Linked DNA regions of Mus musculus: region 1 is linked to region 2. The links are chromatin loops, found by intact Hi-C in ENCODE. Cell type or tissue: heart. All regions are shown on one strand. Each heading gives the region's core, and the rest is flanking DNA. Links, peaks and the distances in the headings are about the cores only.

Region 1 (15,110 bases), core at 4,124-12,123, 57 kb before region 2:
TTTACCCGCTAAGGCATCTCCACAGAGCCTCATGATTCTTCTACACAACTAGAGGATTCGGGACTCACTCCATAGATTTGTATTATTTATCCAAAGTGATACCGTGAAACATTCGGATGTTACACATTCTGCCTCCAGTCCCTTTGCCAAAAGGGCTAGTACTTCAAATGTCTGACCTGTCTCAAATGCATGAACAAAGTTCACCCAGCTGAAAAGGTGACCCAAAAGGACTCACTCACAAACCGCAGCCACATTTCATGTGTGTAACGTCTTCACAGCATCAGAGGGGCTAGTCAGTGGTGGGCAAGCAGGCTAGTAACCTCCTTGAGCAAAAATGGTCGGGGTGTGGTGGAATCGAATATTTTTCCCTTTTTTTTTGTTTTTTTTTTGTTTTGTTTTGTTTTGTTTTTGGCTTTTGTTTTTGGTTTTCTTTTGTTTTGATTTGATTTTTTGAGACTGGGTTTTCCTACATAGCCTTGAGCCCTACCTGTCCTGAAACTCACTGTGTAGACCAGGCTGGCCTCAAACTCTGAGATTAAAGGCTTGCGCCACCACACCCAGCAGCATCAAATTCTAAGACTCACACGGTTAGGAGCTCCCCTTGTTTGCAACAAGTTTAATACAGACACCAAATCAAAGCCTCATTATCTTATTTCCTAGGTCTTTCTTTTTTCTTTGATGGAAACATCAAAAAAAGAATAGTAGCTTCTAAACACAGAAGCTTGGAACAACAGCAGAAAGACCTTTGCCCTTTTGGCATAACCTTATTGTTTGGGCATGAGAGGTAAAAAGTAGAAAAGTAAAAATGTAAAAGCCTATTCTGTTAGTTTCTTAGTGTTTTTGAGAGCAGTGGAGAGGAAATTACTGATTGATTTTAAGCACCCCCTCAATGGCTACTCTTGCCTTGTGTTTAAAAACTGCTTTAGGCTTAAGGTGAGTGACTTCCTCTCTGCCAGTGCTCCTTTCAGTGTCCAAGCTGGCGATGGTGAGGTGATGTCACAGCAAGGTTGCTCATTTGCCCGGTGTTCACTTCATCTGTTTCATATTCTTAAGCAAATGAAATGATTTAACTTTTGTTTTTTACACATAATTCCCTATGGGCTGCATTCTTACGAACAGCAAACCTTGTATTTTCGGGGTTTGCAAGTGGGCAGGTGATTGGTGGATCTTTCAAGATTCTTTGTCTCTAGAAATAGGTAGTGAACTATTGTCCTTATTTGCAAATAGAATATTAAGCATTGTTTTATGTCTGCTTTGCCATACAAATCTAGCTGGCAAGTGTTGTGCTGTGTTGGAGATTCGAACGCTAGCACTTGAGTGCTTGCGGTCCACATGGAGCACTCTAGTCTGGCTCTGTTGCTCTGCTTGCTTCAGTCAGGGAGAGTGTGAAGGAGTTTCATTCAGCAGCCGGTTACACAGCCAGGCCACACAGAGGTCAAGTACAGCTGGGGTTGAAAAGATGCTGTGTTGCTGCAGCAGCTCTGACGATGCACCAGAGGCAGCATCTTGGCTTCCGGGAGTAGAGGGCGCCAGGGCGAGACACAACTCCGAAGGGGGCTCAGGAGCCGGGTCAGGATGATAGACTGGCCTGCATTCTGTCTGTAGCCCTTTACCTTGACTTCTGTGCAGCCGACTGGAAGAAAGGGCGTCTGGGTAGCCCTCATGTCAGCTGTCCCATCCTCTTACTCCTCCCAAGTTGCCCTAAAGTTTAAAAATCAGAATGTGAACATGGAAATGGCCTGAAGCACAGATGTGGTGAGAACAGGTTGTACTGTGTGTGGCCTGCAGATTCAGAGTTGAGGTTTCTATCTGTAAAGCAACTCATACACCATAATTAAAGATTGCAACTAATCAAGTATACTGTTATATTATTTACATATCTGTAAACATTTTTCTCTCTCCCTCTCTCTCTTTCTTTCTTCCTTCCTTCCTTACTTCCTTCCTTCTCTTTCTTTATTCTTTCTTTCTTTCTTTCTTTCTTTCTTTCTTTCTCTCTTTTCTTTCTCTCTTTCTTTCTTCCTTTTAAAAAGAGCTCTGGCTGTCCTGGAACTCACAGAAACCTGACTGCCTCTGCTTCCCCAGGGTTGGGCTTAAAGATGTGTGCCACCACCCAGCCTTCTTTAAACATTTTCTAAAGACCAAGGTCATTTTTCAAGGAAAATACCTTCAACTGTGTCTGGAAATTTAATTTAAGAAAATTAAGCTCCTATACCTATAATCTCAGCACTCTGAAGGCTGAAGCAATAGAATTTGGTGTTCAAGACCAACCTGGACAGGCTGCATAGTTAATGTGAGGATAACCTAGCTTTAAAAAAAAATAAAAAAGAATATAATTGTTGCTTCTGTATTTACCTTGATTTGGGAAATATATGTGTTATGATATGGGATCAGAAAACTGTTGTTAATCCTATAAATATATTTAAATTGTTTTTATCTTATATTAAGCTTAGAGAACAGTTTTTAGTGGAATTATTCATGTGACTATTTTTGGTATTGTCATCCTCCTGTCTCACCCTCCCATGTACTGGGTCTTGGGATCCCAGGCACACACCAGTGTGCCCAACTCCTCTACGTCCTAACAGTACCACTCTCCAGTGTGTTAATGATTACACTTTCTGCTTTAAATCTGGGCCTTCATTAGTTGGATCAGACTCTAAGAATTTATGTAAAGAAGTTCTGCTTTCATTTTGCTGAAAGGACCCTGATTTAGCTCTCTCTTGTGAGGCTATGCCAGTACCTTGCAAATACAGAAGTGGATGCTCACAGTCAGCTATTAGATGGAACACAGGGCCCCCAATGGAGGAGCTAGAGAAAGTACCCAAGGAGCTGAAGGGATCTGCAGCCCTATAGGTGGAACAACATTATGAACTAACCAGTACCCCCCCTCCCCCGAGCTCTTGTCTCTAGTGCATATGTAGCAGAGGATGGCCTAGTTGGGCATCAATGGGAGAAGAGGCCCCTTGGTCTTTCGAAGATCATATGCCCCAGTACAGAGGAATGCCAGGGCCAGGAAGCGGTAGTGGATGGGTTGGGGGAGGGTATAGGGGGCTTGTGAGGATAGCATTTGAAATGTAAATGAAGAAAATATCTAATTAAAAAAAAGTTCTGCTTTCAGAAGTAATTTCATTTATAGCAAAGGCAAGCTCAATGAAAGTAATATTTTGTTAACAAACAAGTTAAAAGTGGAATCAACATTTGAAAAGAAACATTTCAGAATATTTTAATATTTTTGAAGTTTCTTCTATGAATAAGGAGGTTTTTTTTTTTTCCTCTTCCAAAGCAAAGTGTAATTTTGGTTGTAATTATTCCTACTGTTTAATGCCTTTCCTCCTCATTCCTAATCTAACTTAAGAAGGTTCTTTTTGTTCTTTTTGTCCTTATAGAAAAATAAAGTGAAAAATATTTCCTTTCTTAAATAAAACACAATAGATGTTGTAAGTTAATGAGTTTTAACTAAAATATTTCCTTTAAAACATACACTAAAGAAATGGATGCTGCTCTTTTTAAGGAAAGCCAGACCGCATTGTCTTTATTAAATAGCTACAAAAAAATAAATGATAGCGTTTCTTATCATGTTTCCCAGGGAGAAAGCTGAACTGCTTGTTCTCAGTGGTAGGGGAAGGTGGGCACTGGTGCCTGTAATCCCACGCGTACAAGGCCTGGGCAACCACCATCAGGAGTTCAAGGCCAGTGTGGGCCAGTGTGGGCTCCATGGTGGACTGAGGCCAGTGTGGGCTCCATGGTGGACTGAGGCCAGTGTGGGCTCCATGGTGGACTGAGGCCAGTGTGGGCTAATAGACTGTCTCAACCGACAGACAAGTGTGCACACACAGAAAGGTGAGAAGAGGGGGAGAGAGAAAAAAAGTAATTGCACATTGGATTGGGACATGCAGGAGGAGCATTGAGAAAATGAAAAGATGGAGCGAAACCTAGCTTAAGACGTGTGTGTTCCTTAAAATGAAGTTGCCTTGCCGTTCCTGTTTGTGATCCAGACACACCCAGACAGGAAGCTAACGAGCTGACTGAGTATGAGCGGTCCATCTCCCCGCTGCTTTTTGAAGATAGTCCTCCTGATTTGCAACCCCAAGGAAGTCCTTTCCAACTGAACTCTGAAGAACAAAACAATCCTCAAATAGCCCAAAATTCAGTTGTTTTTGGAACATCAGCTGAGGAAGTGGTAAAGGAAATTCGCTTCAGAATTGAACAAAAAACAACGCTGACAGCCAGCGCAGGTATTTATTTAAAGGGATATTAACACTAGCTGTTGCTCATTGTACAGCGATGATGACATTGGATTTGGCTGCTAGTAACTTGAACCTACTGAGGCCAGCTAAACCTCCAGGTAAGCTGTAATCAAGCACAAAAGCTATCACAGGTCTAGAATAGTGATCCTTAAGTGCAAAATATATTTTCGTTGGATTTGCACAGCATATTTGATTGGCACTTGCCCTAGATGGCTTTGGAGGAGACAGCCTAGCATAAATACAGGTTGGTGAACCTCCCCTCGCTTCAACCAAGAAAAAGATCAACTTGTAGCAACCTAAGACCATCTGGTGAAGAAGAAAAAAAAAGAAAAAAGAAAACTTTTAAAAAGGAAAGAAAGCCAACAGAGTCCCCCAGTTTACGTGTATCCACAACCCCTAGGGGCATCTCGGGAGTCTTAGCATAGGGGCTGATAATGGTCGCACCATTTGTCACAAAGCCTCTGCATGATCTTAAAGACATGTGTGATTGGATTAGTGGTTTTTTTTTATTGCAAAGCATAATCAGCTTTAAGAAAATATCTATAAAAACCAAAATAAGCTATTAATGAATGAATGTATTTAGATCCACCTGCTGTAAATTGACTTGATAAGACTCCTAGAACTGTAAAACATCAGGTGTGGTCGTTTGTTTTGTAGCATTAAAGATTAAAGGTTTTATATTGTTGTTGCTTTTAATATAAGTCAGAGTACTTGAAAAACTTTAAAAATTAAGCATCTACCATAAACTATATTCTAGACCTTTTCTGAGAAGTAAATAAGAATCAGCTAAAATAATTCTTTATTCCTAGGACAGTCATAAGTAATGATACTTCATATTACTTGGTTCAGAAGTTACTCCTGGATTCTAAGATGTGAGGGTTGAACTATTTCTCAAGTCACCTGCTGCCATAGCTAATCTATTCCCTTTCCCTAAACCTCAAAAAGCCCTGGGGAGATTGTCAGTTTAAGTGTCATTCCCGAGCATTTGCATGTCCTTGTCACATAATTAACTCTGTGTAGCTGCTTTTTGGAGTGAGTGGAGTGCTCTTCTTTTTAAGGCATCGCCCCCAATACAATGTTAGCAAAAGTGTGCAGTGATAAGAATAAGCCAAACGGACAGTACCAGATCCTTCCCAGCAGGAGCGCGGTGATGGACTTCATCAAGGACCTGCCTATTAGAAAGGTAAAGTCGTGTAGAAAGGCTATCATTTGTGTGTATATTCCGAATTCTACAGAGGAGCTAGAGTCCCAGCGGTTCTCAACCCCTTTGGGAGTCACAGAACAGATAGCCTGCATATCACATATTTATGAGTCATAAAAGTAGCGTATGTTTGGGGTTCACCACGGCATATGGAGCTGTTTTAAAGGGTCACACCATTAGGAAGGTCGAGAACCACTGGCTGATCGTAACTGTCGTTGCTGAAGAGCTGTGAAACCATAGGTAGCATGTGAACACTTTGCTTGGGGTTGGATGTGCACTTGAAACTTCCTGTAGACCCTGAAAGCAGTGTTTAGGAAGCTCTGCTGCGGGAGAGCAGAGGGTAAGCAAGAGGTGGCAGACTTTAGTTCATCCTCCATAGGAGAGAGGACATAAAGGAGCCCTTGCAGGAGCGCCTGCAGCCTTACCTCTTCTGTCTCACCCTCCAGTCCAGTCGCTGCCGGATGAGTGGGTGTGAACTCCAAAGGGAGTTAGAATTTCGGTTTTGGCAGAATTGAACCAAAGTACTTTACCATCTCTAAAATGATAAATTTTTCACACTAGGTTCCAGAAATGGCATATTTTATTATTTATAGCTTCAGAATTTTTGTATCCTATGTCTTCTTTACTTTTGTAATTAAGGATTTTTAAATTATTACTGAATAAGTAATGATTTTTAAATGAGATTTTAGAATATCACCAATATTTTAATTCACCCAATATTTGAACCTAGAACTTTAAAAAATGGAACACCTATTTATACCTTAGAAAAAAACTACTGTATGTATATAGCATGCAGGAATCATTAATACTGTGGTCTTTTCTATCGCCTTTTCCTTGAACATTGAGTGGTACCTTATACAGATTCAATGTTGTCTGTTATTTTGAACAGGTTCTAGACTATCATGTAGTATACAGTTGAAATGTTAAGAAATATAAAGTTTTATCATTTTAGAGATGGTGGCATACTTTGGATTAATTTTGTCAAAAACAAAATCCTATATCCCCTTGGATTGTTGATATGAGCACACATAAATATTATACTAAAAAGTTTTATTTGTTTGCTCTACTATTTCCAAAAATTTGTACGACCACAGAAGTCTTTTTTAAAATGCCTTTAAAAAAATTCTATCAAATTAGGCTGTGTGACCAAAAATAGTACCTGTTTTCTTGTATGACATGTGAAAACACTATCATTCACACCATTTGTTAGTGACAGAAGATTACATACAGTCTCTCCCCTGGGAATGCCGTAGCGTGTTCAAGACTCTGAGTTCAAGCCTGAGCACCAACAACATCCCCCTTCAGACATGCACACATGCAAGCACTAAATCATAAATATTTGCTCATCTGTGCTATACTGCACTCAATTTTGCTAACTATGGATTCTTTTCTAGGTTTCTGGGATAGGAAAAGTTACAGAGAAAATGTTAATGGCTCTCGGGATTGTTACTTGCACAGAACTCTACCAACAGAGAGCGTTGCTGTCTCTCCTTTTCTCTGAAACCTCTTGGCATTATTTTCTTCACATCGCGCTGGGTCTAGGTTCAACAGACCTGGCAAGGTATCTGTACAGAGTTATTCAGCCTTTTGTTGTTTCCATTATCATTTACCAATGTCAGTTTGAACCTTTGAGATAAAGGGGATTTCAAAATGATTTTTAAATTCACTTTGACTGCTTTAATTTAGCCTCTGTCTTAGCTAAGGTTATTAGCTTGCCTGTGGGAAAAAGGAGATAATGTCTCACTCGTAGGCATGGGCTTTAGCAGTGAGGAAGATGGGCAAGAGGAATGATGGTTACTTCTGTCCCCTGCCTGTCTCGTTCTGTTGCCAGACGGTAAGAGACAGGTTGGTGTTCAGGTTGTTGAAAAGACAGGTGGCTTATATTCCAGTTTAGTCCTGAAGTAAGGTTTAGTGACTCTTTAAAGGCCCTCGCTGCGGTCCATTTAGTTCTCAGGAGTGTGAGTGAGTGCTGAGCGCTTGCCTTCTGTTGACCCTGGTGAAAATAGTAACAGTGGGTTGGACAAGGTCCTGCCTGGCTGGAGTCTACACACCAGTATGAGAGAGAGAAAAAGGCCAAAGAAACAGATGAAGAAAGACAGAGCGAGGCCATGAATGGGGTCATTGGAGGTCAGTTAACAAGGTTAACAAGGTCATCCAGAATCGGAGGTCAGAAGGAGCTGACCGTGCAAACCGTGGTGACCATGTCCACCACGACTTAGGGGAAGGACCTAAATAAAAGTCCTGTACTTAGTTCCGCACTTGCTCATTTGGGCTTCTTGTGGTTGAATAAAAAGAAACAGGGGTGGGGATGGGGTAGGGAGAAGAATGGCAATCATAAAATAAATCTAGACAGTGCATTCATCATGATCTGTCCTGTGAGTGAACCTTCAAAAGTCCTTATGATGTTGGGTTATCTGGGAGAGTGTAGAGAGATCCGGTTACAGTACTCCTGCCTAAATGATGGAATTAATAAGATACATATACCAGCATGCCTGGCTTCCTTTATATTCTAGTGCTAAAATTAAAGGACAGCAATAAAATCAAAGAGGATATGAATAAAATTAATTCAAAAAACTTCAAGGTCTGATAATGAATTAGAGGCTAGCCTAGGCTACAAACATATCGAGACCCTGTCAGTCTGAGAGGAGGCAGGACAGCAAAGCTGGCAGTATCATTCTCAACTCTCTGTGCTCATTGTTTTGTTGAGGTCACAGCTAAAAGATTTTGATCTCAAGTGTACATCATGGAAGATAAAATCACAACACTGTAAATGATCTGGTTTCTTATTTAATCCAAATAGGGTCATCTTTTTTCCCCCATTATACTTAAAAGCAAATCTAGCTTGATGTAATGTAGCAGATGTTATTCTGTGGTATACAGAGGCCAGAAAGGCTTTCAGATGAAAAATGTACAGCTCATCCACAAGGCCCTGTGGCTCCGCCCCAGCCCCGCCCCAGCCTGTGTTCTCTGTTGCCCTGTGCTGCTTTGGTTTTTAGGCTGGGTATTCTTTCTTTTGAACACACTGCCTTTTTGTTGCTGTTGTTGTTGTTTGTTTGTTTGTTGCTGTTGTTGTTTGTTTGTTTGTTTGTTTACTTGGTTTTTTTTTTGGTTCTTGTGATTTATTGAACTTCACATGTGTTAGGCATGTGCTCTACCATTGAACTACATGCCCTCTCTCTTTACTTATTATTTTGAAATAGAGTCTCACTTAAATTAACCAGGTGATTTTGAACTTACTATCTAGCCCGGGCTAGCCTTGAACCTGTGGCCCTCTTGCCTCGGCTTCCCATAGGACTGGGGTTATTTTTACAGAACACTGTCATTAGGTCTTCTTTCTTCCACTTGATTAGTTTGGTTTTATTTTTAGTTTTTGTACTGTTGGGACTCAAACCCAAGGCCTTGGTCATATGAGGCAAGCTCCGTATGCCTGAGCTACCTCCTCAGGACCTGTGTTTAATCTATCGTTGTTTATATCCACTGGGATGTAACTGTCTTAAAACAAGCACTGGTATATTTTGTTCATTCTTCTCTCTCTGCCCTGGGACAGTTTAGGCATGGTGCATCCATTAAGTATTTGGACACTGAATAAAGCACACGTTGCTTCAGTTTCTTTAGTTCAGTGGCCCCTATCAGAGTAGCTCGAGTTCAGTCAAAGTAGTTGGCTTATATTCTCAGTCATCATCCTATACCAAATGCGGAAGGAGACCCAAGTGACCTGGAGGAGAGGAGTTGGTGTGCCAGCCCCCGCACGAAGCACGCTGACTTACGGAGGAAGTACTCGTTTGCTGTGGCCGACGCCTGCGGCACCGCTGCCTCCTATTTTCATACGTTGTGTATTTTGTGTATTTTCATACGTTGTGTATTTTGGTATTCAGACTTTAATAGAAGCAAGGTATATACCTATTTTTAATTTTGTTTTCTACAGTAGCTATAGATTTGATCCATGAACATGAAATCAGATTAGTATCTTATCTATTTATGTCATACTGACAGCTTCATTTTTAGGTTTAAAAGAAACCCTCAGTGGGTTTTACAATATATGTGTGTGTGTGTGTGTGTGTGTGTGTGTGTGTGTGTGTGTGTATTTAAAGAGAATGTTGGGGTGGGAGGATGTGCTGGAGAGGTAGCTGAGCAGGTAAAATCACTGGCCATTGTTTCAGAGGACTTGTTTTCCATTCCTAGCACACCCACATGGTAGCTCACAGGTGGTGGCTCCAGTTTCAGACAACGCCCTCTTCTGTTGTCTGTGAGCACTGAACACACATGCTGCACAGACATACATACAGGCAAAGCAGCCATACACATAAAATGAACTAATTAGTTAGTTAAAACAGGTATCTTAAATTCTCTTATTCACCAAAAGTAACTCAGTTTTCTTTGAGATAGAAATAAACCTCTTTTTTCTCTCTCTCATTTCAAGGGATGGAGAAAGGAAAAGCATGAGTGTTGAAAGGTAATATTTGTGCTTTTATGTAATAAAAATAAAGTTGATGATGGATGACTTGGTGTAGTTAACCTGTTTCAGGTTCATTTTCAGTAAAGTATCACTCCAGTACAAAAGCTGCGCACCTTTTGGCAGTTATGCTCCTGAGGTAAACCTAAGCTCAACGTGCTGTCTTTGGTTGCTATACTCACAGTAGGGCAACATGGCCAGCATTTACGTTTTTTTTTAATACTGATGTTACTCCTGTTTAGTGAAAACTAAACACTTTGGGATTCCTAATCTTCTTCATAAGAACAATTAAATGTTTACCTGACAATCCTAAGGCCTTACAGTGGGAGTTGCAGGAACTTCAGATATTGGCCAATATCTCAGCAGAGGTTTTAAGTTACATGTAGAGAGCATGTCTCATCCAAATTTCTAAAGTCTGAAGTGTTCCAAATCCCAAGACTTCCTGGGTGCTGAGATGCTGTGTCACATGTGGGAACTTCAGCCCTCATTTTATGGGACAAGTTGCAGTCAAACACTGGTCATTGGAACACCATGGGTATGGTGTGCACAAAACAAAGGAATTTCATTCTTAAACCCGGCCCCATCTAAGGACATCAAACAGATATAACAAGACAAATTAAACAAAAAAATGCCCCACTCCAAATCTTCCTCCTCAAGTGTTTGCGATAAAGGATGGAACCTGAGGTAATATTGGCAGAGGAAAGCCTGGCCCCAGCCTTCCTGATGCTGCGACCTTTAGTACAGTTCCTCATGGTGTGGTGACCCTAACCATTAAATTATTTTTCTTAATGCTTCAGAACTGTGAATTTGCTACTGTTATGAATTGTAATTTAAGCATCTATATTTTCCAGTGATTCTCAGTAACCCCCATGAAAGGGGCGGTCAACCTCCAAAGGGGTTACAACCCATAGGTTGAAAACCACTGGCTTAGAGATTATCCAGTGTTGGGGGCTTAGAATCTTGTTTGGAGTCACATGAAATCTTAATGGAACTTTGTTTAGGGAGAAATGTGTATACTTTAAAAGTTCTTCAATTATTTCTTCAAAATATCAATTTTATATTAAGACATGTAAGAACCACTACCAGGTTTCATTGTTTTGGTTTTTTGGTTTTTTTGTGGGGCTTTTTTTTTTTTTTTCTTTTCTGAAAACTCCCCTTGGATTTTCAAAAATGCTTTAGGGCGTCAAGTTTGGAATGGAGCTAGGGAGGGAGGTCCCAGTTCACAATCAGGTATAGGAAGCTGGCTTCTCCAATATGGAAGAGCACACAAAAAGAAAGCACCAATGTGGCAGTTAAAATGAATAAGGCATGGACACGGTGCACACCTTTAATCCTAGCCCTGTGGAGGGACAGGCTGATCTCTGTGAACTCAGGGTCAGCTTGGTCTATACAGCAAATTCTAGTCCAACCAGGGCTACAAAGGGAGACCGTGTCTTAAAAAGAGCATAAAATGGGGGGTTTGCTGATCAGTGTGCCTATGCAAATGGCTTTTGATCATTTATATAGATATTTTTACTTGACTGTGTGTTAGGTTATTTGAAAACTTTAATTTATGCCAAAGAAAATACAGTGCTAGGCTATGTGAATGTACTCTATCATTACCAAATTATTCAGCTGTAGTTTCGTATTGTGCACCAACATCCTTCTTGTTTCTCTAGGACATTCAGTGAGATAAGTAAGACAGAGGAACAGTACAGCCTGTGCCAAGAACTGTGCGCTGAGCTCGCCCACGACCTCCAGAAGGAAGGACTTAAGGTACTGAGTTTTCATGGGGTGGTTTTAGTTTTTAGGTTTTGTTTTTGTTTTTGTATTTTTTTTTATTATATGATACTAGTCTAAGTGAAGAGAACACACATTTATTAAAGCTAGAGACAAGCACAATAGAACATTCCTACTCCCATCAATCAGAAACAGAGAGTCTGACGTCTGTGTGTGAGATCTGTGACAAGGTCACTCCAGGAAGGGCAATTCGTGACATTGAAATGGCTCCAGGGTGATGAAGGGCAGCTTTGTACCCTTAACACTACATTAGAGTCACATGCTGGATCATTGCTTCTACATTAGAGTCACATGCTAGATCATTGCTTCTACATTAGAGTTACATGCTAGATCATTGCTTCTACATTAGAGTTACATGCTGGATCATTGCTTCTACATTAGAGTCACATGCTGGATCATTGCTTCTACATTAGAGTTACATGCTGGATCATTGCTTCTACATTAGAGTCACATGCTGGATCATTGCTTCTACATTAGAGTTACATGCTAGATCATTGCTTCTACATTAGAGTTACATGCTAGATCATTGCTTCTACATTAGAGTTACATGCTGGATCATTGCTTCTACATTAGAGTTACATGCTGGATCATTGCTTCTACATTAGAGTCACATGCTGGATCATTGCTTCTACATTAGAGTCACATGCTGGATCATTGCTTCTACATTAGAGTTACATGCTAGATCATTGCTTCTACATTAGAGTCACATGCTAGATCATTGCTTCTACATTAGAGTTACATGCTGGATCATTGCTTCTACACACTAAATCATTGCTACTACGTTAGAGTCATACACTAAATCATTGCTACTACATTAGAGTCACACACTAAATCATTGCTACTACATTAGAGTAGCATGCTAGATCATTGCTTCTCCATTAGAGTCACGTGGCAGGAGAGACAAAGGCAAAGGGAAGGCTTGTTCTACAACTGTGTCCTCTGATCATAAATGGTTTTCCAGTCATCCTTGAAGGCGTCACTCACCGAGGCAGTGACCTTCTGGAACAGGCGCTGTATTTCAAGGCTCTAATCCTGGTTGCTAAACACACTGAGAACAGTAGCCTGAAATGCTCCCAACTGCGAGGAAGAGTCCACCTTTAATATTCCCTCAGTCCCCTGTAATACAAACGTATTCAGAAGTTATTGCAGAAAATTGGGGCATTTGAGCAATTTTACTTCAAACTCTTCTCTAGCCTGAGTATAAAATAGTTTCTTTTTGAGTTTTTTAATGCACTTTTAATTTTAGATTCATTTCAGATTTATAGGACTGTTTCCATTATCCCTCTCACCAGCTCCTGCGACTGTTAGCATTTCATACCACCATAGGTGTGTGTCAACCTAGAAAGTGATGCCAGCACTTGCTATTTGCCAAGCTTCAGCCTGCCTTTGTCTTGCTCTTAACTTCCTACTAATTTCTCTCCGGGGTTCTCTTCAGGGAACCACATGGTGACTAACTAGTGTCCTGTCTCCCTAGGTTGCTCTGCGAGTTTGATAGCCTTTCCCTCTTGGTAAAACTGACAGTCTTGATAACCACTGGCCATGTGCCCTGTGGAGTGCCACTGTCTCATTTGTCCCATGTCATAGGCTGTAGGTATGTAGCAAGAATAGCACAGAGGTGAGGTGGCCTTACCAGCCTCTCCTCTCACGTCATTACCTGGTTAAGGGAGAGTTTCGCTGCTGCCTGAAGTTACCGAGTCTTAGTCAGGAAATGAGTCAGGAGTTGAATTTACCCTCAAGTGCAACAGCTGCCAGTTACTCCCACACACACCCAAGGAAATGCTCAAATGTCATCAGTCCTCCCCGACTGAAACCTTACGTCCTCAAGACACCATAGACGCCATAGAGATGGTCCTTACAGGTGTCTCTGGCATGTGCTCATCATGCAGGAAGTGTGAGCTCTTCACCCCCCCCTGACTTTCAAAAGAGAATTACCCCAGAGAAATGGACAGTAAAGGTAAAAGAGATTAGTTAACTTTGCCCTTCATTGAAAAGTAGTTTTAATTAATTGAGGGGGAAATGGTAATTATATGCTAAATGCTGTTTTTCAGACATGGATTTTAATTATGACAGTTTTGTATCCTTATGCACAAACAGGCTTCCTAAACTTTTCTAACCTGCAAACTATCTTCTTCTACAAGTCCTGAGACCTCCCATATCAATGTGCTGCCTGTGTTGTAGGGAAGAACCGTCACCATTAAGCTGAAGAACGTGAATTTTGAAGTAAAAACTCGTGCATCTACCGTTCCGGCCGCCATTTCTACTGCAGAGGAAATATTTGCCATTGCCAAGGAGCTGCTAAGGACAGAAGTTAATGTGGGTTCTCCACACCCCCTGCGGTTAAGACTGATGGGTAAATAGGCTTCTTTCTCCCTCCCTCCCTCTCTTCCCCCATTTATTTATCTATCTATTTATTTATCTATTTATCTATTTATTCCCCTTGTGTGTTTAATAATGCCCCCGCCATAAAAAGAAAAAACATTCAACTTGGGAAATTTTCCCCTGTGTCTATTTCTAAAACTGTTGAAGAGCGTCTTCATCTGCACCATCAGCTGTAATCCCTAGACCTGGATGCACGCACAGGATGGACTTGCAGCTCTGTCAGAGCGAATGGAAGTCGTTCTTATCTTTATTTTTTCTGAAGTCCATGAGGTGCGATGTTCAAGACTCAGAATATAACAGATTTGAGAAACAAAGCCTGGGCATTCTGATCATATCCTGTAACACTCTCCTGGGGATCTAGAACACCATGACATAATGAAACGTGGATGTTTCTGTCACTAAACAACAGCAAGTTTGTTATTTAGATCACAGGGACACTACATAATATCACGTCAATTTAGTCTTTATCACTTTGTGCTATGATTTTTAGAAATTTTGGATTTCAGAATTACAAATCAAGATTATGACACTGTGAAACCACACTGCCAGCTACTATCTGTTGGGAACACTAGGAAGCCGTGGTTCCAAGTGATCTGTAAGAGATTGTGCAAAAGGGGATCATTAGTCTTACTTTCACACTTGAGAGATAGCGTCCAGTGAGACCACTGCATGAATTCTATGAAAAAGAGCCAAAGAGCAAGCAACTCTAGAAACTTTCTTTGTAATTGCAAAACTTAGAAGCAAGCAAGATAAAACTTGAGTGGATTGATAAACTGTGTGTCCAGACAACAGAATAATGTTCAGTGTGTAAATGAGCTACAAAGGGACATGAAGGAAACTTAAGTAAATATTTTAAGTATAAGAAGCCAGCATTGTATGGTTGGCATCTTGAACACCTTAGAGACCGTAAAGACGAAATTGCCAAGGGGAAGGATGAAGGCAGAAGACGTGGGGCTAGTGAAACAACTGTGTATTGTAGAAGTGACCCGTGTTCCCCTGATGTAACTGTCACCTCGGAGGCTCACTGCCTCAGTCTGCTCACCGAGGTAGGCCT
Region 2 (15,110 bases), core at 3,345-11,344:
CCAAGGGGAAATTAATTTTAACTTCCATTTCTTTTTTTTTCCTTAACTGAGAATGAATTGACAATGAAACATTGCTTTCTCAAAATATTTTGTTTGCTTATAATGAATATACTCAGATATACTCTGTATAAGTTACAAAGACACATTCACTCTCAGAGTATCAAAAGCAACAGCTTTCAATATCATTTATTCAGATGGACAAATATTCAAAAATAAAACCTGAATTGCACAGAATTGGTTGTGTCACAACAGAATTTTATCATTTCCACAATTTCTTTTTTTTCAATTTTTTATTAGGTATTTTCTTCATTTACATTTCAAATGCTATCCCAAAAGTCCCCCATATCCCCACCCCCCACTCGCCTACCCACCTACTCCCACTTCTTGGCCCTGGTGTTCCCCTGTACTGGGGCCTATAAAGTTTGCAAGACCAAGGGGCCTCTCTTCCCAATGATGGCTGACTAGGCCATCTTCTGCTACATATGCAGCTAGAGACAGGAGCTCTAGGGGTACTGGTTAGTTCATATTGTTGTTCCACCTATAGGGTTGCAGACCCCTTTAGCTCCTAGGGTACTTTCTCTAGCTCCTCCATTGGGGGCCCTGTGTTCCATTCAATAGCTGACTGTGAGCATCCACTTCTGTGTTTGCCAGGCCCCGGCATAGTCTCACAAGAGGTAGCTATATCAGGGTCCTTTCAGCAAAATCTTGCTGGTGTATGCAATGGTGTCTGCATTTGGAGGCTGATTATAGGATGGATCCCTGGGTATGGCAGTCTCTAGATGGTTCATCCTTTCATCTCAGCTCCAAACTTTGTCTCTGTAACTCCTTCTATGGATGTTTTGTTCCCAATTCTAAGAAGGGGCAAAGTGTCCACACTTTGGTCTTCGTTCTTGAGTTTCATGTTTAACTTCCATTTCTTTTTGTCAGAATGGAGAAACCCCATTCCTGTTGGCTGTTGTGGGAGGTCATGAAGAATGCAGTCGCGTGCTCCTGGCAGGAGGAAGTGATGTCAACATTCCAAACAAAGTAGGAATCTGGGCTGTGGTCAACCATACAGTGGGAGAATGGCTTAGAATATTCTTTGGAACTCTTGTCCTTAATTGGTGGTTTGCTGGGGTTTTGTAGAATCAAAATTTTAGTATACCTTCTTTTGTATAAGAATTAATGTTTACACAGATACTCTCTATTAATGACTCTTCAGAAGCAATGCCATTTTTTCCAATTCATTTGGGGAAGGCTGAAAATGAGACAGAGGAGAGGGATCAAGGACCCTTCACAGCAAGATGACATTCTCACTTGTTGATAGCAAATACTAAAGAAGAAAGTTTGCTGTGTGAAAGCTCCCTGGGTCATCTTGGGCCTAAAGAATGTGGGATGCTGTCTGCCTCCAAATATAGAATACTTTTGTATTTAATCATGGTGTTAACAAACTTTGAAACGTTCAAGTCTCAGTTACTGTCCTATTGCTGTGAAGAAACACTGTGAACAAGGCAGTTTAAAAAAATTTTTTTTAATGGGGACTGGCTTATAGTTCCAGAGGGTGAGTCCATGGCCATCATGGTGGGAAGCATGGCAGCGGGCAGGTATGGCGCGGGAACAGTAGCTAGGCTTACATCCTGATCTCCAGGCAAAGATTCAGAATGGGTGTGGCATGCCTTTTGAAGTCTTTGTTCATTAGCACAGTTCCTAGATAAACAATCGAAGTACCCATTATAGTCCAGAGCTGTTCCCATTTATCCTGGAGAAGACTCCTGGTGAATAACCAGTGTGGAGTAAGAAGTCAGCAACAGCAGCGCACACAGTCAAAGGTAGCTTGGACTTAACTTTGCTTTGACACCTATAGAGATGCCTTCAGTCATACAAATGCCTTTACCTTGCTGACACCAACCTCCGGCCTCTAGAGAGTGGCTTCTGTGTTCTCTTGTGCCTCTCTGTCACTAAGGTGTGACGGTACACAGCTAAGTCATTTCTAAGGAGATAAGCGGAGTAAGATCATGGATTTGGCTGTAAGCAGCCTTCCTCCACTTGTACTAGATGGAGAGTCTGCCCAGTGTGTGTGATAGGCTCTCTTCAGCATGTCAGGTGCCACAGGCCCCAGAAGGATTTTTGTAGACCTTAAAAACTCAAACCTCTGGAAGCCTTATGTCATATCTTATTAAATGTATTTAAATACCCCTACACTTCTAAAATATATTACCACGATTACTCTAAGTGGATTTTTTTATTTTTATTTTTATTTTCAATCATTTGGCTGCAGTAAACTTCATCTAATTTTTACATGATTGATTTCTTAGAACACTGTGTATATACTTGGAAATTTTCAGGAGGTTTAAAAAAAAGGAAAACTGTAAGTCATTGACAAATGTAATGAATATTTTATGATACTGCATTTAACAATCAATGAAGTAGGAACGTGTCAATTAAATATTTATTCACTTCAATTTGTGGCTTTCTTTTGGTACCTTGAAACTAGTGATTATTATTTTTTTTCTTAAGTTTCACAGATTTCTAGGGGCTGGAGAGATGGCTCAGAAGTTGAGAACACTGGCTGCTTTTCCAGAGGACTGGGGTTTGATTCTCAGCACCCACAGAGTGGCTCAAAACTGTCTGTAACTTCAGTTCCAGGGGATCTGGTCTCCATGGGGACCAGGAATAAACACACTATACAGGTGTAGACAAAACACCCAAACACAGGAAATAAAATAGTTGCACATGTCTCTTTACTTCTTGTAAAGTGCATACGACATGTACATTGTGCCTGTATGTAAGACACATAGGCCATGTACACGCGGTACCTGTATGAGTGGGTAGAAGGTTACAAAACCCTACAGTTTCTACCATAGGACACTGGCTTTGAGTTTTTCAGACATTAGTTTCTTAAGTCAGAAACCTAAATCGGTGGCCTCAGACCTTCCCAGGGCCACTTCTGTCATTCTGATCTCAGTCTATATGCCACCTTACCCCAAAATTATTCTTGGTTATTCAATACAAAATAGCTGTCTGGTCAGCTTTTTTTGTTTGTTTTGTTTTGTTTTGTTGTTTGTTTGTTTGCTTTTTGAGTTGGGATTTCTCTGTGTAACCCTATCTGTCTTGGAATTAGGTCTGTAGACCAGGCTGGCCTAGAACTCACAGAGATCCAATCCTACCTCTGCCTCCCAATGCTGGGATGAAAGGTGTCTGCCACCATGCCTGGCTCCAGTTGGCTCTTTTAAGTTTACATGGTAGCTGACAACAAGCAGCCAGTGTTATTCTTCTAACCAAGAATCTGTCCATTAGAGTTTACTCTAAAGCTACTGATAGACCAACTACCAGTCCACCAGGCCATGGATCAATTTGTTGTCTGCCATACTGGAATCTAGTATCAGGCATCTAATAGAGATGCTTACAAACGTATCCTCCTGACACAGTGTGTCACATAACGAGTGCTCAGTCATGTTTGTGGAATGAATAAAGTGCTATTTATCTCTCCAGCATTACTGTGGCTTAAAGGAAAGAGGTAGGAGGGTACTATAGAAAGAATGGGAATTCATGCTCAGAGATACCCATATCTTAGTCCAATAAATATATATTTATTTATTATACTTAGTAAAATAGTGGTTATATGGCAAAAACCGGCTCATTCCTATGAGATTATTCTGGGTTATGTGATCTTAAGAGTCTGTTAAAGTGAGGAGAGATGCAGGAAGGGCCAACTATATACCACTGAATTTTAAAGATGGCAAGAAGGGGGCATAAGCCAATGTATTTAGGCATTTGTAAACCAGTTCTCCCAGCAGCCTTCAGAATAGAACTTGGCTCAGTGAGACCCACATCAGACTTCCTGACTTTAAAAACATTTTTTAATGATTCACCAATTAACTTTAATAACTAATCTTTTAAAATATTTATTTCCTTTTAAAAATTCACTTTACATCCTGATCATAGCCTCCCTCCCTTCTCTCCTCCCAGTTCCACCTTACAAATCCCTCCCCCCCCCATTGCCCCCATCAGACCAAGCTCCACATTTGCTGCAAATGTGTAGGGGGGCTGGGTCCAAGTTTGTTTTTAAGACACTAAATTTGTGGCAGCAACCTGTAGCCATAAAGAAAACAAATATAGGTGGCTACACTGTATTTACAGGTGGAGATAAACAGGCTTGTACTTATAAGCCTTCTAAGCCAGGTCACACAGTGTATAGCATCAGCTCCAGCTAGCTTTCAGTCGGCCACTCCCATTACCCTCTGTTCAGCTACCTGTTGCTTTCACAACAAACAAGCAAAGCTCTGTGGCATAAAGCACCAGTGTGGTATTATCTCCCATGGTGTGTCAATCTCAGCATACAAAAGAGTCTCTAAGGATTAAGTTTATGGACAGTGTAATGTTGTAGTGGGAAATGTGTGTAACCTATAAGCTTGTTCAAGGACATTGTAGCCAAGGGACATTCTAAAGGTCAAGACTGAAAAGGTTTACTTGAGGCATTTGAAATAAAATTGTTAACCATCTGGATCAATAGCGTGAGTCTTGGGTCCACGATTAAACAGGAAGTTGCTAGGCAGATGTCCAGATATATTTTTAAGATTTATTTTTTTAACATTTATAGGCATGTATATGTGTGCACGTTTGACAAGGTATGCACATGTGAGTGCAGTTGCACACGGATGCCAAAGGAGGATGTCTGGTTTCTGGAGCTGGACTTACAGGCATTGTGAACCACCTGCGTAGATGCAGGGCACCAAACTCAAATCCTCTGCATGGGCAGAACATGCTCTCAAGAGTTGAGCCATTTTTTTTCCAACTTCTAGGATTATTTTTTTCCCAGTAGGTTTATAGGTTTCAATATTTAGTCCCCAGCTGGTGGAACTGTTTGGGAAGGATTGGGAGGTGTGGCTTGTTGTAAGAGGTGTAAAAGCCCATACCTTTCCCAGTTATCTCTTTCTGCCACGTGGTTGTTGCATCAACACATAAGCTCTCAGCTACTGCTCCAATGCTATGTCTGCCTACCTGCTGCCGTGCTCTCTGATGTGATGGTCAGGGACTCACCTAAGCCAATAAACTCTTCTATGAGTTGCCTTGGTAATCGTGTCTTGTCACAGCAGTGGAAAGTAACTAGGGCAATGCTTGTCAATAGTTATATGTACACCAGACCTCTCTTTTAGAACCTCCTGGTATTCATAAATCTATTCATTTATTTGGACTGATCAAAAAAGGAAGTCTATTTTGATTCTGAAAACTTTCACAGTGGGTTGACTAGGCTCATCTGTAATAATCCTTCTTTACGCGTGTTTACATGATTATAGTCAGAGTTTGAGTAGGGTTTTTGGTCATGTAAAGTTTTATTTGAACTAGATATCCAAGATGGCTCATTTACTTCCTTGGAAGTTGTTGCCAGCTATCTGGCCTCTATGTAAGGGTTGCCCTTGGGTAGCTTGGCAGCTGGCCCCAAGAGGAAGTAAAACAAGAATCAGAAGCAAGAGAGGAAGGGGGTGGAAGCTGCTAGGCTAGCAAGGGGCCCTGCCTGGAACTGACTCCTTATCATCTCTGCCATATCCACTGGTCAAAGCAGTTGCAAGTCCACCTAGATTCAAGGGAATAAAGAAATGAGTCCTAGCTGTTGATAGAGGAATGTTAAGTAGGCCAGGGGATACTAACTTAGCCACTTGGGGGACGCAGTTCTCAAAAAATGTCCTTATTTGGAGGACCTGGCTATATTTTATGGCAACCTTATAATCAGCAGTTACTAATGCATTGGCTTGTATTGTTGTCAGTTCTCACGGTAGGCTGCTTGGAGGCTGACTGGAGGCTAACCAAGAGCAGAGCACAGTTTTGAGCTGAGTGCCACTTAGCTCAGGCACTAAGTGAAGATGCGTAGGCCCCAGAGAGTGGCAAGGGGCAGTAGGAGTGACTGAGAGTTACAAAAGGAGTCGGGCAAAAGGACCAAAAAGCAATGCCTTGCATAGGTGGAATTCCTGCCAAGCCTTGAAGCCATTCCTGGGAGAGCCTGGAACAAAGGCAGGAGCCAGATACCACTGAGGGCATTTGTGGGTTTTGTTTTTTGTTTGTTTGTTTTTGTTTTCTTTTTAGGCCAATGCCACTCACCTATTTTAACTCAAGGAAAGGATTTGCTGGGGACCACAGTGGTAAACTTGAGTCTGGAAGCAGGGATGTAACTCACCTGTACCTGAGTCATAGTGTCTCAGTGTCTTAGGTTAGGCTCCTGTGGTAATGACGACGACGACGAACAACAACCACAAACGGCAAAGCTGGGTGATTTAAGCAGCAAGCATTTATTTCTCCTAGTTGGAGACTGGAAACAGCCTGGGTACTAGCAGGGTCAGGGACTGGTGAGGACACTTCACCAGCTTTCCTGGAAGCCATTTGTTGGGTCTTCCCATGGCTTAAAGAGGGGCAGATCGCCCACAGTGGTTTCTCCTCCACCTCTCATCACATCAGGATGAGGAGTTTTGGAGACCCAGTCAGGCCGTATCACATGGCAATAGAGGACACTTCAAAATGATAGGCTTTAGCTTGATCAGAAATACGTTGGATTCCTTTCTTTAAATAATTGTACCAAATCACCAACCGCATGCGGACAGTAACGGGATCCCCTCCCCTCCCCCATCTGTTCACTGCAGCTCAATGTCAGTGCCTTGCAGACAGCGACCCGGAACGGCCACACAGCCCTTGTCAACTTTCTTCTCGGTGAGAATGCTGATTTGCAGCAGCAGAAGGAAGTGAGTCCAGTCAATACGGGATTGGGTGCGGGGGGGGGGGGGGGGGGGGCGGGCTGTAAGGCTGGATGTTCAAGTGCTCCAGGCAGAGACACGCTGGAGATGAGATATTTCACAAGGAAAGGCTTCTTTTAGGGGGAACATTGGCTTTTTTTGTTTTTAATCTTAATCATGAGAAATAAAGTCCAAGGGGTAAATTTTCCCTGCACAAAACAAAATCTTTGTTTTTAAAAGAGTCAGATAGGCTGCAGTAAGTCTCAGGTGTCTGGAGGTGCCTTGACTCCTGTAGAAATCTCATCTGTCTGGGAAATTCCGGCTTCCTCTGCGGCTGCCGCCACTTCGGGATGTTAAGAAAATGGACCATTGCCCCATCTCAGAATGATCTTGTGGTTTATTTCAAAGTCAATCCCTTATTACTGACTGAGGTTTTTCTGAAGTTTCGACTGACTTTGGCAGAACAAACACAGGCGCTCTGTGCTGGAATCCGACAAGAAAAATCCCTCTATCTATCTCCCACTCTATTTTCCTCTCTTCTGTGAATATTATTTCCTCTGGCTGTGCCAAGCCATTTCTATTTATGGCACCGACTTGAAAGGAGGGATATGACCTGAGCCATGCCTGATAAGTTTTTAGAGCATGGACTTAGAGGGATTGGCTCTGTGTTTACCTAGCTCAGGCCAAGGAGGTTTCTTCATCCCCGGGAGAAGCTGGGCCCCAGCAAGGCGGGTGGCCCTGGCCAGACCTCCGACCCCTTGGAGATGAAGGATGCTGTGTCTTTGCTCTTGCTTTGTGCTTGGTGGGAGAAGCTGATTTCCAAGCAGAGCAGAGCTTCTCAGCTTCTTAGCTCTCAGGTTACCCCCACAGATGCTCACAGTGCCTCCTTATCCCCTGGCTCCCTGCCAGACGGCCTCTCACTCAGCCATATCATACAGCCTTTCCTGCCCCTCATCTCCAGTCTATTCTGCAAATGGAGAGAACTGGGAAGTCTGTGCTCAGGCCCTGTCTTTGCCTCTTCCCTGTTATTAACAGAGTTACTGATCTGTTTGTGTATAAAGTCGGGGATATAAGGCCCAGCTCCTAGGGTTCCCATGGATGACTTATTTAACCTTCTGTTGTTTTCTGCTTGGTTTTGAGCCAGAGTTTCACTGTGTAGTCTAAGCTAGCCTGACATTCCCTATGGAGCCTTGACTGGCCTGGCACTTGAGATCTTCTCTCCTCTCTCTGTCTTGAGAGTGCGGGGATTGCAGGCCTGGGCTACTTCACCTGCTTAGCCTAATGCTTGTTTGTTTTTGGTTTTGTTTTAAGATAAGGTTTCTCTGTGTAGCTCTGGCTGTCCTGGAACTCTTAAAGATGAGGGTGGCCTTGAACTTAGAGATTTGCCTACCTCTGTCTCCTAAGCACTGGGATCAAAGGTGTGTGTCACCCCCCCAGGGTAAATGTGGGGTGCTGAGTGTTTAGTTAGTACCACATGAGGCTTCGTGGAGTGGGCTTGATGCTTATTCCCGACGGACGTTGTCTCTGCACTGGAGTGGAGCTGTAGGCTATCCCAACCAGCTTCCTTTACATGCATCCTTCCTCTCTACTCTGTCCCCAGAAACTCAGGCCAGCACTCACCCCTGTCTGCTCGCCCCTCCTACCTACTCCCGTCCTCAACTTCCTGACTCTCCCCTACTCATTTGCCCCTCTCCCTTAGTACATTGCTTCTTCCTCAGTCCTGAGTTGCCTTCTTTCCTCCCAGAGAGCTCCACAAGCCAGTGTGACTGGGTGGAGGTGAGATGGCAGGGACGTTTGAGACAGAGTATGGTGATGGACTGTGTCTGATGGTCTGAGATAGAGAGGGGAGGGTGGGAAGAAGGGGGAGGGATCAGGAGGTCCAGGTGGGGTGAGGGGATGAAGGAGCAGGCTGTTGAGACTAGTCACAGCCCACCATGGGTAGACTCCGCAGAGGAGCCCCGAGGCCCACGTAAGCAGGGACACCGCCCTGCCATGGATCTAGGGAACTTCCTGCAGCTCACATCTGTTCAGGAAATGCCGTGTATACATTTCCTCCTCTGTGGCCACTCCTTTTGTCCTTTGGCTCTCTGAAGGCTTCGAGAAGTCCTCAGTTGAGCCTTCTTAACACGTCCTTATCTGTGTTTGAGCTCAGCTGTCATTTCTTCAAGGAAGCCTTTTCTAGCTTCCAGAAGGGTTGGTCCTCCCTCGACGTACATGCCACCCCAGCACCGTTGACGTTTCCTCTAAATCACTTAAACTTTGAAACTAAATAGCTGTGTCACTTCGTTAAAAAGATAAATCTTTAGGCCCTGAAGAGCCTGGCCCTTAGTAGGTGCTTGTTGTGTCTGCCCAGAGTGACAGGCAGCCTGCAGATGGTGGTGACTGGTCAGGGCTTCCTGTGGATCTGACACTGGGTGGACTGTTGTAACTCTCAGAGATCAGGGATTTGAATGCTGAAGCTTGGTGCTTTTCTTTCTGCAGTCTAAGGAGCCCCCTCTTCACCTAGCAGTTATCAACAACCGCCCCGCAGTCGTGAACAGCTTACTAAGTGCTCGGCATGATGTTGATGTCTTAGATCAGGTAAGCAGGCTGGACACACTGTTCTCTTGTGTTTCAACATGAAATTTCCAGGTTTCAACACAACGTGTCAGCAGGAAGTTCTCTTAGGTTCAAGGTGCCTAAAACCATTCTTGGGATGAACATGTGACTCTTCTTCATTCGTTCTGTAACCTCTCTGCTGTCCCCACACTGCTGCTTTTTGCAGAGGCAAAGCTGGGATTCTGGGTGTATGTAATAAAGTTGTTCCTTTTTAATAGGCATAGTTAGGGCTTCTGATAAACAATGACAAAGCAAATTGCCAGAAGTTCTTTAAATCAAAAGCCACTCCTGCAATGTGAAATGTTGTCCTTGGCCTGAAGCTGGTCCCCATAAGAAGGAAGCTTTGTTTCCACATTAAGTATCTTCCTATGCTAGAAGGTAAAAGAGACCTCTTAGAATTAAACAAACAAACAAAAAGTTCACCAGGTAGTCAGTGGACTGGGACAGAATCAAATACCCTGTAAAAGCCACCTGTCACCAATGGAGATGAACGGGCAGAGCAGCAAGCAGTAGGCAGTTGGCTGTTTCTGCCTCTGGGGCAGCCTCTTCTAGCTGCCTCTTCCAGGGATGCAGGCAGTGGGAAGCCTTGGGGGCTGGGGGTGGGGAGCCACAAGCAGCCTCTGAGTCGCTCTTTTCCAGGCCATCCCCACCTATGCCTTCTGGATTAGGGAAAGCCTTGTGCAAGAGCACTGCTGTCCCAACCTCCCCTATGGCCATTTCCTTACCTGTTGAAACAGCACAACTGGATCCCTTCAGGTTTTTTCCAGCTCCAGCCTCTTGGTTAATTTTTGACCTGGGCAAGGAGATTTACAGGCAGTCTGTCCCTCCCTCCTCCAGACAGCCTCCCTCTCTGTGTCGCACCAGCCCACAAGCTGGGAGCCTATCTCCCTGGTTATTAAAAGTATTTGCATATTCAAACTTAGTAATGATTCAAATCTTTTCTACACAGACTAAGCCTTGTGTTCATGTATGATTTTGGCTTCTCCAGAACTGGCTTGATCCATTCTTGATCCATGCCTGCCAATCAGTTACACAATTTGACCATATCAATTCAAACTTTTGTTACATCAGTAATATACATACAAAATAATGGAATTTATATATTTTTTTGCATAAAGTATATAAAATCAGGATATACAAAAATGGTTTTTAGAAAGTAAATGTTCATTTGACCCCACTGAAGAAGGGCGGCTTTTGTTGTGGTGTTTCCTGTGTTCTTGACTTAGAGTGGTATTGTCAAAGCATGCTTTTGTTGACACAGCACACTTGTGCCTGTGTCCTGTGCTGGTGTGTTTACCTCTCTGTAGGCTTGTTGGTTCCTGTGCTGGGTGAGGAGCCCTCAGAGAGGCACACACTGCCACCTGCTGGCGGCCTTTTCTACATGCTTTCTGATGGCAGCGTGGCTTTGCCTTTTTTGGTAGGAAGAGACCTCGCGCTTCAAGCTGTTGTGCAGCTCTTGACCCAGGGAAGGGGCTTCTCTGCCTGGTGAAGGAGTGGGTCTGGATCATATCAAAGCTCCTGTCTGTACAGATGTCGTCACATCACTCCTTTCTGTAGGAGGTCGGGGTGATGATCATAGGTTACACTTTGATCTTCTTGATAGAAAGCGGCGACTCCGCTAAGAAACTCAGTCTTTTAATTCTTAATACATAATAATGTAGAAAATGGGAGAAAGAGCGAAAAACGGCAATAAAGTAGACTTTAGTCTCCCCCATCTTTAATATAATTTTTAATAGTATCAATGTATTTTTTCTTGTTTTCCCTGAGTTTATAGATTAAGCTTAGCCAGATGTAGTGTCTCCTAAAGCTTATTTTTAAAATTGATTTGTTTTCATGTTATGTGTGTTGGGTGTTTTGCCTGCATGTTTGTCTGTGCAAGGGTGTGGGGGTCTCTGGAACTGGAGTTACAGTTGTGAGCTTGTGGGTGTTGGGAATTGAACCGGGATCCTTTGGGAGATCAGCTAGTGCTCTTAACTGCTGAGCCATCTCTCCAGATCCCTCCTAAAGCTTTTAATACTATGTCATAGTTTTTCCTTTTATCAAAATCTTTGAAGCCACTTTATTATAGTAAAATGCATATAACATTAGTTACCATTTAAACTATTTTTATGTGTACAGTTCTGTGACATCACAGAACTTCCCATTTCCCAGTCCCTAAGCCCTGGGAAATGCCGTCCTTCCTGTCTATGAATTTGACTGCTCTGGGTACCTTGCACTGAAAGGAACCTTTTGCGACAAGCTCTCATTACACTTCTCAGATGGGTCCCAAACTCCTAGGCTCAATAAGTCCTTCAGCCCCAGTCTCCTGTGCAGCTGGAACTACAGATCATGACCACACCTAGCTCCTGACTTGATTTAATAGTTGCCAAGCATTCCTATATACTTATATATAGTTTATATAATGTCTCATTACCAAACGTGTAACTAACTGTATGAGGTGGGGCATAGTAAAGAAAGTGCTGATGTGACCACTTCATTAGTGGGGGTATTGTGAATGTGTGTGTCTGTGTGTGTGTGTGTGTGTGTGTGTGTGAGAGAGAGAGAGAGAGAGAGAGAGAGAGAGAGAGAGAGAACATTCAGAAACGTCTGGAAGAATCTAGAGCAGAGAGAAAAGAAAACAGACTGGACATGGCCAGGGCCATCTGTGGGAGAGTGCGAGAGCATGCTGGGGGAGAATAGTGGACAGCCAGAGAGCAGAGAATAGCCAGAAACAGAGGACAGAGCACAGAGAGAACAAGGGGGTGGGGGTGGGGGTGGGGTAGAGGAAGAGAGCGAGAGAATCATGCGGATTCTAAGGAGCGTTAGTAGCTGAGGGGAAGAGGGTGTGGAGTGGGAAGGGCCAGGACCTGTGTAACAGGTACTTGCGACACTGAGGGAGCCTGGAGGCCAGGTGGGCTTTGATACGTGGATGGATAGGTGCCTCAGGTAGCCATATGTCCCTTCTGCCAGAGATGAGGGAAATGACTCCTGTGGTAGTGGGTACCTGTCTCACAAGTCCCAGGCTTTTATCTAGAAATGCTCACACAGTGCAGCTTGAGGTCATTTCTGGATGTTGGGGCTGCCCATGACCTAACCATAACTTGTCTTTTTTTAAAGATTTATTTATTTATTTTATGTCTATGAGTGCACTGTAGCTGTACAGATGGTTGTGAGCCACCATGTGGTTGCTAGGAATTGAACTCAGGACCTTTGGAAGAAGTCAGTCCTCTTAGCCACTGAGCCATCTCACCAGCCCCTAACCATGACTTCCTCCCATCTTTCAATATTTTAAATTCTGCTGCAACAACTGTCCCCTGTGCCCCCACATGAGGATATGTACTTTACACATTTTCCCCCCAAAACCTGTATGGCATTCTCTCCTGCATGTGCTTCCATGACAGTTTACTTCTCTCATGGCAGAGGCGGCAGACCCCTCTGCACGTAGCTGCTGATCTTGGAAATGTGGAGCTGGTGGAGACACTGCTGAAGGCTGGCTGCAACCTGAAAATCACTGACAAGGTAGTCACCCTGGCTGCCCTGTTTTTTGAGATGTCAGTGGAGATTTCGCTATTGGCTGCCATGTACAATAGGAACATCAGAATTCCTGAGATGGGCATGAACTGCATCTTCATAGGCAGGAACACACTTACATTGTCTATCTATCTATCTATCTATCTATCTATCTATCTATCTATCTATCTATCTATCTATCTATCTATCTGTGTATGCTTGCGTGAGAGTGTGTATGTATGAGTGTGAGTGTGTGTGTGTGTGTGTGTGTGTGTGTGTGTGTAGCACATGGAGGCCTGGAGGCCAGTGGTTAACGTCAGGACTGCTTTCTATCTTATGTCTTTGAAACAGGATCTCTCACTGAGTCCAGAGCTTTCAATTTAGCTAGACTGGTTGACCAGCAAGCCCCAGGGATCCTCTTGCCTGTCTTCTCAGCCCTGGATTACATGGCCAAGTCTTTCACACTGTGGCTTGCGTGGTAAGCACCTTATTAACTGAAGCCAGCTCCCTAGCCCTACATCTCAATTTTTTTAAAGATTTACTAATTTTAATTAATTAATTAATTAATTAATCCATTTATTAAATATAAGTACACTGTAGCTATCTTCATACACACCAGAAGAGGGCATCAGCTCTCATTACAGATGGTTGTGAGCCACCATGTGGTTGCTGGGAATTGAACTCAGGACCTCTGGAAGAGCAATCAGTGCTCTTAACCACTGAGCCATCTCTCCAGCCCTGCACCTCAATTTGATTGAGATTGTTTAGCTGGGGTGGAAGCTGAGAACGCTCACTTCAGATACAGAGGTTTAAAATGAAAGCTTTATTTTCTGAGCCACCAGGGAGGTGGCCAGTTCAGGATCTGAATGAACTGTGCCCCCGAAGGGAGGTTGTACAACGTGTTCATAGGACGGAAACACAAAGCAAGGGGCATGGGGTAAGCTGCTGCCTTGACCAATCATATTTTGACACAAGGGGTTAAGCAAGGAAGTTAACATTGGTGAGCGGGCCTATCTGGGTCACCTGGCTTCAGGGTTGTGGAGCCAGCTTTTGCAGCCAGGTCCCTTCCTGGACTCTGGCCCAGAAGCTTACAATGATAAAGGAACAAAGGAGTGGGCAAGCTGCAGTAGAAGCTTAAGTCCCGACAGGCAGCACATTTATGACTTGTGTGCCATGGTTTATATAAAGGGATAATGGCATCTTCCCTCTTTACATCCTTCACTGGTTAACAGACAAACAGGAAACACCAGAAGAAGCAGGATAGTTGGGTTCTGGGCCTGGGAACATGAACTCAGTTTTGATCTTGCTAGAAAGATGGAGCTCATTCCTGAGATGGCCAAACTCAGGAAACTGCCTCCTAACAAGATCTGTCTATAGGAATTACTATTAAATATTGGTCTCTAGGATTCAAATAATTCAGTGATATTTTTCAAGATTATAAGTTCACATGGTCCAAGTATAGTGTTTATATGTGAAGATTTATAGAAATAATTTCTCATCCATACTTGCTTCTAACTTATTTGGTTTTCATACTACTATGCCATGTGTATGCATATAATAACTCTATTGCTTACACATTTAAAGTATGTTTTATCTTAATCTGCTCTCTGCTCTTTAATTTTGTGTGTGTGTGTGTGTGTGTGTGTGTGTGATGTGTATATGTCTGTATGATATGTGTGTGTGATATGTATGGTGTGTGTGTGATATGTGTATGATGTGTGTATGTGTGTGTATGTGTATGGTGTGTGTGTGATGTGTGGTGTGTGTGTGTATGATATATGCGGTGTGTGTGTGTGTGTGTGTGTGATGTGTGCATGATGTGTGTGTGATGTGTATGGTGTGTGTGTGTGTGTGATGTGTGCATGATGTGTGTGTGATGTGTATGGTATGTGTATGTGTGTGATGTGTGTGTATGATGTGTGTGATGCATGTGTGATGTGTATGGTGTGTGTGTGTATGATGTGTGTGTGATGTGTGTGTGTGAGTGTGTGTGTGTGATGTGTATGGTGTGTGTGTGTGTGTGTAGTTCAGTCTTGCCGCTCTGCTCCAGTATCAACCTTGGTTGTTAAGCATGTGATGCCTGTGCTTCTTGCATCCCTTGTGTTCCTCCCTCACGCTGTGCATGTGTGGGCTCAGCTTGGGCACTTCCTAAAACCTTGAATCAAGCTGATTTCTCCTGCTACTCTTCCGGGGGGTCTGGGTTGGGAGCAAGTTGATTCAGAACGAGCAGACTGTTAACAGTGCACGCCAATTCCTTTTTATAACGCATAATGCCAAGGCATCTTTATAAAACACGATATGCTCTTTTTGGTACTGGGCATA

Evidence for each region. A loop is a pair of places that touch in the nucleus more often than their neighbours do. Peaks named below come from ENCODE experiments on the same cell type or tissue, not always from the same donor. Only the 100,000 strongest peaks of a DNase experiment are listed, where the experiment ranks them.
Region 1: a loop joins it to region 2, with 2.1 times the contacts of the local background. A loop is called at or near these places in 5 of 42 quality-filtered maps.

What each region holds. Positions count from the first base shown.
Region 1 is chr13:96,485,725-96,500,834 of GRCm38, reverse strand. It overlaps Polk (polymerase (DNA directed), kappa), which reads left to right. Exons shown (of 15, transcript NM_012048.3): 7 at 3,993-4,232; 8 at 5,303-5,427; 9 at 6,840-7,006; 10 at 9,866-9,898; 11 at 11,557-11,653; 12 at 13,856-14,027. Among named protein-coding and RNA genes, the nearest start is that of Ankdd1b, 22 kb to the right of the region's middle. In heart, for the core only: no CTCF peak of the experiment used is centred there; no DNase peak of the experiment used is centred there.
Region 2 is chr13:96,427,473-96,442,582 of GRCm38, reverse strand. Ankdd1b (ankyrin repeat and death domain containing 1B) reads left to right here. Exons shown (of 15, transcript NM_001369169.1): 8 at 928-1,026; 9 at 6,612-6,710; 10 at 9,183-9,281; 11 at 12,699-12,797. Among named protein-coding and RNA genes, the nearest start is that of Ankdd1b, 36 kb to the left of the region's middle. In heart, for the core only: no CTCF peak of the experiment used is centred there; DNase peaks (open chromatin) are centred at 6,642, 7,412, 8,592 and 10,652; H3K4me3 peaks cover 1,056 bases; H3K27ac peaks cover 3,768 bases.